Regions from separate parts of the Mus musculus genome. Here region 1 is linked to region 2. Evidence: chromatin contacts called from ENCODE Hi-C or POLR2A ChIA-PET data. All regions are on one chromosome and are shown on one strand. The core of a region is the stretch at or near the end of the contact, and the rest is flanking DNA. Distances in the headings are between cores, read along the strand shown.

Region 1 (4,602 bases), core at 626-3,125, 64 kb after region 2:
CGGGATTTCCTTCTTGTCTGCCTCTCATACCTGCTCACAAAGACTGGCCCTCACCCTCTGCACCCTGGGTTGGTGACTGGTTAGGACTAATGGGACTGGAAGGGGTCTGTCTTGGGTGTGGCACGAGGTTGTTGTGCCAAACTTAGTGAGTTACCCACCTGGACCACTGAATGTGGAGCAGGGCAGGGCACAGCAGGGTGACAGGTGTCTGTGATGACTGGAGTCTTCTTATGCCCATGGGGATGCTGTGATTCTGTTTGCTCTACTCTGCCCTAGGGGTCTCTGTTTCTGTTATCTTTCTTCAGAGGCTAGCTGTGGGCCTGCTGTGCTTGGGTGTTTATGGATAGCCTCAGGCTCTGAGGACCAAGTTCACTTTTGAGAGCTACAGGCCACTCCTTCATTGGAAAGTCTACTGCGGCTTTGCAGTGGCCAACTGAGTGTCTGGTCTTTTGTTTGTTTTGTTTTAAAGTTTTTTATTTGTATTTATTTGTTCGCTTGCTTGCTTGTTTGCTTGCTTGCTTGCTTGTTTTGGGACTAGGGTCTTACTATGGAGCCTTGGCTGGCCTGGAACTTGCTACGTAGACAAAGCTAGTATCAAACTCACAGAGATCTACTTGTCTCTACCTCCTGAGTGCTGGAATTATAGGCACGTGTTACCATGTTATCTCTATTTTCAATAATATGTATACGTGTATAACTGTGTAGGTATGTGTACATCAGTGCAGTACCCACACATGCCAGAAGAGGGCGTTGGGTCTGTGGAGCTGGGGTTCCAGGAGGTTGTGAGTTCTGGAGAATGCACTTGAGTTTTCTGTAAGAGCAGTGCGTGCTGTGCTCTCCCTCCGAGTTCCTTTCTGGTTGTTTTGGCAGGTGCTGAGGCTTCACTGAGAGACTCCAGGGCCTCCTGCTCATTAGGCAGGTGTTGTAGTGCAAGGACCCCAACTTGTTCCACCTCACCTGGGCTCCCAGTTTGTACTGTGAAAGTGTCCAGTGTTCTGTCCTGTCTTGAATATTTATCCTTTATTGTTTGTTTTGACTTTTAAACTTTTACGTGGCCTTGGTTGGCCTGGAACTTACTATGTAGAGCAGGTCGCCTTGACTCAGAGAGGTCCTCTGCTTTTGCTTCCCGAGTGCTAGGATTACCACTAGACCCAACGTAGAGGTTTATCTTTCCTGAGCACTCAGGAGCAGCTGCCAGCCTGGCCAGGCCCTGCCATCCCATCCCTGGTGTAGCCGTTACGTTTAGGGAGGTGAGAGGTGTGCCTGTGATGCTTCGCAGCAGTGCACCAGATGTTCACGTACCACTGCTGCGGCCGAGGGGTGCCATTGCACTCTATTGGTTTATTTGTTTGTTTGTGTTGTTGTTGTTGTTTTGTTTTTGAGACAGGGTTTCCCTGTATAGCCCTGGCTGTCCTGAAACTCACTCTGTAGACCAGGCTGGCCTCGAACTCAGAAATCCACCTGCCTCTGCCTCCCGAGTTGTTTTTTCTCTAAGAGCGGGGTTTTCCTCATACCTTGGTTGTCCGGAACTTGCTCTATAGACCAGGCTGGCCTCAAACTTAGATATTCACCCGTCTCTGCCTCCAGAGTGCTGGAATTAAAGGTGTGCACCATGCCTGGCTGTGCTCTCTTCTTTTAAAAAAGGCTTTGGTCACTTTTTTGAGAAGGAATAATTTATATCCACAGTAGAGAAGCCAAACAGTGAGGAACAATAGACATGAAAATGGGAACCTGCCTAGGAGTGGGTGTGTTAGTGTGCTGGGGTGGCGCTCCGTGGAGGTAGGTATCTTAGAAAGGAGCAGCGCTGCTCTGAGCTGCCCCAAGCCTGAGTCAGTCTGGCACAACTGTGTCCTGCTGTGCTGTCCAGGGCGTTTGATGGTGTCCATGTGCTCAGGCGCCTCCCCCCCTCCTGCCCTCCCTTCCAAGGGTGGCTGAGCCCTGTGAGTAACAGGAGGTTTGGCCTGCATCCCTCTTGTAGTGATTCATGTAAGCTCAAAGCCTCAGGGGAAACGCTTCACATTCCCCTCACCAAAGCCCTTGTCAGCGCCGCAAGCAAAGGGAGCAGGCGGGTGTCGATGGGGAAGCTGGAAACTCTGAGATTGAGGTCACCTCTGAAGAGTGTTCTCATGTTTTCTTCATCTGTCATCTTGTCCTGGAAAATCACTGTCAAAAGAGGAAACTCAAGCAGGCCCATTTCTGATATGAGTAGGGCAATCCTGCGGCCACAAGGCCCTGCGGGGCTGGCCAGGCCAGGCTTCATGGAGTTCTCTTCCTTCTCTGCTTGGAGTGATTCTTTAACCTCTACTTCCCACTCACCCTGGGGTGGCTCCAGCCTGGAGATTGCTTACAGCGGCGCCCACCTGCCTCGCAGGGGCGCTGTTCTACGTGCCTCCTGTGCCCTAGTTCTCAATTGCCTGGGGTCAGATGTGGTGGAATTTATGGACGTGGGATATGGGAGACTACTGCTTTCTGTCCCGGTCAGCTCTTCCTGGCTGTTTCCTGCTCCCCTTGCCTCTTTTCTGGTCAGAGTGCAAGATCCTCACTGCTAGCCAGGACTCGGAATCTGTTGTGTTCCTAGGTTCCCTGGAGTCAGAGCCCTGTGCAGGCTTTAGTAAGGGCTCTTTCACCCCAGTGTCAGTCCATCACAGCCCCACAGGTAGGGAAGACAGGCCACCCACCTTTACCTGTACACTTTTATGCCAGCTCTTCCTAAGGCACTCTCTCAGTAGTCGCATACCAACTGTCATATGCCCTGACCCTGTAGGCTTATTTTGAGGATTTGGGCCTGACATGCATGGGCCTCCTGGGGAAAGGCTCTTTAAGATGCCCTTCACCCTGAGCCCCTATTCTGACGGAACTGGCTTGTCCTTGGGAGTCTCTTGCCCAGGCTTCTCATTGTGCTTCCTAGGAGCCCTTGAGCTTCGCAGCCTCAGCCCAGTGGCTTAGCCTTTTGTGTCCTCCCACAGCACAGGAGGGTTCTAGGACGTTGTCTTGGGTTCCAACCGTTTTCTGTTGGAGGAATGGCAGGACAGGCTTTTCTCTCCTTCAGGTACCAGTGGTGCTCTGGCTGTCTCTCTGGCTTGTCAGGCTTGACTGTCCCTCACAACTGTTCCTGTGTCTTCTCTTTGTCCTCATGTCTCATCTCCAGATATGAGCTCTGTATCCAGAAACATCTCCATAAGTACCTAGGGTGGGAGTCGTGTGTAAGACTGTCGGGATGGCAGATGGGAGCCAGGCTCTGGCAGAGAGAGCATCCTGAGTAAACAGAGGCAGGCATGGCTGGGGGACAGCTGTGTGGCCTCTGCACTGCTGACTGCCCTGCTGCAGCCCCTCCCTGTCCGGTGGCCCTGGATGGAAGCTGTGAGGGAAGACTGTGAGGCTGGTGGAGCTTCTTCACTCTGAGTTCCCTGGCTTCCCCCGCTGCTCCTGGTGGCAGTGTGATGCCTCCGGTCGGCTAGCTGCAGGCCTTGCAAGGTGTCATGGAAGATTCTGGAGCCTTGGACCCTCTGTAGCAGCTCACTTGGCCTGATCTTTGCCAGGAGGTTCCAGTAGACCCTTTTACCTTAGTGCATCTCTCTTGCAGCACAACTGTCCTGAGTAGGCTCTGTGTCCTATCCTTCTGGTCTCGGGGCTCCTGGGGCTTTGTGGTAGACAGTTTTCCTGAGTAGAACATGAAGGTGTCCCAAACAATGAAAGGTACCCATGGAAGCAGCTAGCAAGCCACCATCCTCCCTGATGCTGTTCCTTAGGAAGGTTCCTGAACTGACAGCAAGAGAGTCTGCCTGAGTTCCTCTGGTTTTTGAGCCTGAGTGCCTGAGGCTACATGCGCTTTCAGATCCCAGATTGCCACCGCTTGGCCTGGCCTGGCTGTCCACGGAGACTGTTGCTTAGAGTTCAGGACGTGTTACATTCTGCCTTCTCACTAGAGCCTGGGCAGGCTCATGGCCCCGCTGGAATGTAGGCACTGTGGCTACGGGGGCAGCCTAGCTCTGGGGCAGACTGCCTATGGTGGCTGTTCTGTGGCTGTGGCTTTGAAGGGGGCAGCCCCCTGGGTCCACGGTTAGCCACCCATGGCCCCTGCCCAGGCCTGAGCCAGCCTTTCCTAGCCATGTAGCCCAAGGTCAGATGGGCTCCATGGTTAGAGCAGTATAGTGAAGCTCAGTAGATTGTAGGGATATGGTGTCCATGGACAGGGGCAAGTGAAGGGACTTCCAGGGAGACATCTGAGACAGGTATGCATCAGAGTACAGCCAGTGTGGGAGTACCGAGGGCGAGTACCTTGTCCAGGCAAGGGTCAGCCTCCCTGAGCCTGAAGACGTCTTCAGAATGATGGCACTGCAGCTTGGCCCTGACTTGTGGAAGGCTGCTGGAGGGCAAGGGGAAGCTTGTTCTTAGAGCCAGACAACCTGTCCCCAAGTTGTCAGCATTGCAGGGCTTGGCTTGTGGTATTACAGCTGTTTTGTCTGCAGAACAGGACCCAACATGGGTTCTGCCAGCCCAACTGGCACCTTGGTCAGGCCTGGCTCCATGGGGTGGCCCCAGCACAGAGGAGGTATCCCTCCCTCCTGGGTACCGCAAATGGACTGGGTCTGCCTTGTAATT
Region 2 (4,165 bases), core at 1,231-3,730:
AACAGGAGGTGTGGCTACATGCAAACACTGAGCAAGCAAACCAGGACTAAATCTACAGGACTAGATTAGGAGCATTTTCAGAGGCAACAGTACTGCTAGATCAAAGAGAAAGGCAGAACTCAGATCTAGAGGTCTGAAGGGCATCTGTCTTTCTTACAAGTTGGCCCTATACTCACACTAGGAGCATAAGTCGAGGTGAGGGGACAGTCCTGGCAGGAGCTTCCCTTATACAGACTGCTGAGCTCAAAACGGTGACTTCCTGAGATCGCACAGGAAAGTGCAGAGTGTGGCGGCTGGGAGCTGAAAAGTGCCTTCTCAACAGATTTTACCTCCACCAAAGGCCTGAACTCAGCACAAGTGCAGCCAACTGCCTCCTGATCAAAGGTGCACGAGAGAGAGAGAGAGAGAGAGAGAGAGAGAGAGAGAGAGAGAGAGAGAGAGAGAGAGAGAGAGAGAGAGAGAGAGAATGTGTGTGTGTTAGAGCGAGTGTGTGTACATGTTTATACGCATGTGTGCTTAAGGGGGAAGGGCAGGTCTCAGGAAAGCCAATTCTTCCAGCTACCTGCCTGGCTTCTGCAAACCTAGGGACACAGTGACTAGGCAGACAGTTCTGGGGGGGACAGCTGTGCTGAGGGATACAGTTTAGAGAGCTTTCCAGAGCCTGAGGAAGAAGCTCAGAGAAGCTGATCTGGACCTGCTGCCTCCAACTCAGCCCTCCAAGTACTCACAGTTATGGACAGACTCAAGACACCAAGGGGCTCTGGACCACTCATTCAGGCTGACCCTTAAAGAAGGGGTTTGGGCACCTCTGTCCTCTCACACTAGACAATCTGGACATTAGTCTCAAGCAAGATAGTGACCCTTCCTTGCTAAACCTTGCCTGTAAACCTCAATGCAGGAGACCCCCTACGTAGGTCTTCTCTCCTTCAGGTACTGACATTGTTTGAAGAGAACGGAAAACATTAAGTTCACTGAAGCACAGTGCCTCCGGAGTTTAACAATTTTCTGGAACCTTGAAGTTTCATAGGGCAAGTTCCACACCAAATGAAAAAAACACTGCACCTATGAGCAGCCTCAGGGCTCAGGGTTAAGGGGACATCCCTTAGCACAAACCACAAGGTAAGCACAGTCTAGACATGAATCCCTGGGCAAGGAAAGCAGTAGGATGGAGTTCAAGAACCTTCACGACAGATAAGTCAGTAAACAGCCATTCAGCCACACCCCACAAAACTGTCACCTCCCAAGAGTCTCCAGACACCCAACAGGGCACACACACTTTTTGGTAACTCCAGGCAACAGTGGGACCCCAAACTCTTCTGAAAGGAATAACATTGGGATAAATAAAACTACATCTTCTACTCCATGGTTGCACCTCAAAAACTCTCACCAGCTGCCTAGATCCACACTCTGCTCTCCTTAGCTGGTTAGAGCTGCCCCAGCTTCTTTCAAGCCACAGACCCTTCTCCCCCTGCCTCCCGGTCTTCCCCATCTAGGACCGACGAAGCCTGGCCATTCAGGGTCACAGAGAAGGAAAGCTTGCTTCCCAGACGAGCTGGCTCGGCCCACCTAAGCTCCTCCCCTCAGCGTACACCGATCGGTCTCCGGGTTTGGGGAACTGCCCCAGTTGTGGGACCCGGGCCAGGAGCCCAAGAACCAGGCAAGGATGCGCACGCCCGGGGCTTTACCTTCCACCCCGGGAGAAACCTGCGGCGCGCCCCTGCAATGCCTCCTTCGGAGCCTTTGCCTCCAACTCACAGGTCTGTCAAACTTAAACACGACCCCGGATCCCGGCCCGACCTTCACCACCCGGATCGAGCCCTGTCTCCCGACTAGACCGGCCGATAGCGGGCCCCGGCCCCCCGCCCTGGCCCAGCGTCAGCAGGAGCACCGAGTGACCTCATGCTGATGACTCAGCACGTCTCCGCTGGGCTCGCACCCGCGTGGCGAGCCCAAGCCGCGCAGCAGGGTCTCCCCGCCGCCTCCCCTGTGGGCCCGCGCGCGACCCCGCCCGCGCGGAAGCCGACGGACACCTGATGAGTCAGCAGCTCGGTGCGGCCACCCCGCTGACCCGGGCAGACGCGCGCAGCTCGCCCTTAAATCGCGCCCCCCGCAGGGCACCCGGGGTCCGCCGCCGCGCGCACGCCCGTCCCCAGCCTCGCGGTCGCCCGGTCCGCCGGCTCTAGGGGGACACAGGCGAACAGCCGGCTGGCGGGGAAACCAAGGCACGCGCTGCCGTCGGGTGCGCCGCAACCCCGAGGCCAGGCCCCGCCGCCCGCCCCAGCCCCGCGCACTCACCACACTGCGGGCCCGGGCGGGCCAAGGCGGGGCTGGGGCGGGGCCGCGCGCGCGCGCTCCGGGGCTGCGCGGGGCTGGGGCGGGCGCGAAGGGTCCGGGCCGGGGGCTTAGGAGGACTGGCCGCCTGCGCGGGCCGGGCCAAGCGCGCTGGGAAGGCCGGGCCGGACCGGGCTCAGAATCCGCCGCCGCCGCCGCTCCTCAGACGTCACATGATGTTTGGTCACGTGGGTTCCATTCATGAAGCGGCGACGCGGCTGGCCTAAGCTTAAAGGGAAAGGCGAGGCGGCAGCAAGGCGAGCGCGCCCCCATCACGCCTGCGCAGCCCCGCGCCGTTGCCCTTGGCAACGCCCGCCGCGCCCTGGCAATGTCTCGCGGGAGTCGTCCCGGCGCTCGCCGGGTTGACCGTGCTCCTGCAGAGACAGGTTCTACGGAGTGGCCCCAACTCGGATGCCTCTAGCTCCCTCCCGATCTCCACACCAACTCAGACCGAGGTCTATGGGAGGTTTGTTTGATTTTCTTCACTTGGATGCATAGTTTCACTGTACAGCGAGCAGACTGGATTTCAATTCCCTGAGATGCTCCTGCCTCGGCCCCCTGAAAGCGGAACTCACAGATGAGCGTCACCACGCGGGAACCTATTTGCTGTTTTGAAGGTGTGACACAGTGATTTAGTTCCTTACCCCGTTCTGCTGCGACGTCCTCATTCTAAATGGGTCAGCAGTCTGAAAAGGACACGGCTGTTGAGGGGCACAGCCCCAACCCCAGCTCAGATCCCCAAACTATCCACGATGACACGAAGGCTTGGAGGACGCTCACTAATGATTCTAATCTCCGGAGGGTGCTAGGGGCTTCACCTGCGGCCGTGGACCATCTCTTCGGGTAGTGTGCGTGCACTGTAGGAGTTGTGCACTTTGCCCAACCCTTCTCTGCCGCATTTGAAACTACTTTGGGTGCATTCTGCTGCTACTTTTTCTGTGAGACTTCTCGCTGCTGTTGAAAAAGTAAAAAAGAAGGAAAGTAGGAGGGATCAAGTTTTCATTTCGAGGTTCTGAACGTTCTATTTGACCCTGTCTTCTCTGGGAATCGTGAAAAGGTGACTCGTTCTGTAACATAGGTGACAAGGAAAAGGGGGTAAGCAGGCTGGAGGGGGCCTGTGTGTGTCCTTTGTGTCAAATTTGGTTTCTTGAGACAAGGTTTAGACCAGGCTGGCCCCAAACTCTCAGAGATCCGACTGCCTCTGCCTCTCTAGTGCTGGGATTAAAAACATGTGCCACCACACCCAGCCTCAAAAAGTAATTCTTTACATTGTATTTCTTTGGGGAGTGGGGGGGGGGGAGCTTTTATCTTTCACTGGCTGTAGCCAGAGTCTCAGAATACAGAGAATTACTCCTTATGCCTTGTGGTGGTTTGAATAGAAATGGCCTGCATGAATTCTAAATGCCGTGTCTAAATGCTTGGCCCATAGGGAATGGCACTATTAGGAGGTGTGGTCTTGTTGGAAGACGATTGTCTCTGTGGGGACAGGCTTTGAGGTCTTATATACTCAAGCTATGCCCGTGTGTGACTTACAGTTTCTTGCAGCCTTCAGAATGCAGAACTCTAACTAAGCCCATCCTCCAGCAGCAAGTCGGCCCTGATTCAGTCTTGCTACTCTCCATGACAATAATGGATTAAACCTCTGAAAGCGTAAGCCAGACCCAATGAGATGTTTTCCTTTAGAAGAGCTGCCGAATGGAGTCTCTTCATGGCAATAAAACCCCTGAGACAAGACCTCTGGGTTTCTGTTACTTATCTTCATCCTCCCTCCCTTTGTTCTTGTTCTAGTTATGAGATAGGGTCTTAGTCTATAGGCTCTGTTGGTCAGCAGCAA

The links. Hi-C counts contacts between places; a loop is a spot of excess contacts on that map. ChIA-PET counts read pairs that join two places held with the same protein, here RNA polymerase II (POLR2A).
Region 1: POLR2A ChIA-PET joins it to region 2 with 22 read pairs in Patski. The contact joins the enhancer-like site here to the promoter of Mafg in region 2. A Hi-C loop is called at or near these places in 2 of 37 maps with a recorded cell type or tissue (CH12.LX and v-Abl transformed pro-B cells). POLR2A ChIA-PET finds 5 or more read pairs at or near these places in 4 of 5 experiments (Patski and embryonic stem cell).

Annotation. Positions count from the first base shown.
Region 1 is chr11:120,696,001-120,700,602 of GRCm38, forward strand. All of the region lies in intron 7 of Aspscr1 (alveolar soft part sarcoma chromosome region, candidate 1 (human)), which reads left to right. Among named protein-coding and RNA genes, the nearest start is that of Cenpx, 15 kb to the right of the region's middle. Within about 2 kb of position 1,876, at least 1 of the 3 ENCODE cell types and tissues checked has a DNase peak (open chromatin) inside an H3K27ac peak, as active enhancers do.
Region 2 is chr11:120,631,067-120,635,231 of GRCm38, forward strand. It overlaps Mafg (v-maf musculoaponeurotic fibrosarcoma oncogene family, protein G (avian)), which reads right to left and starts at 2,481. Exons shown (of 3, transcript NM_010756.3): 1 at 2,296-2,481. Gm17586 (predicted gene, 17586) reads left to right here and starts at 2,684. Exons shown (of 3, transcript NR_165823.1): 1 at 2,684-3,426.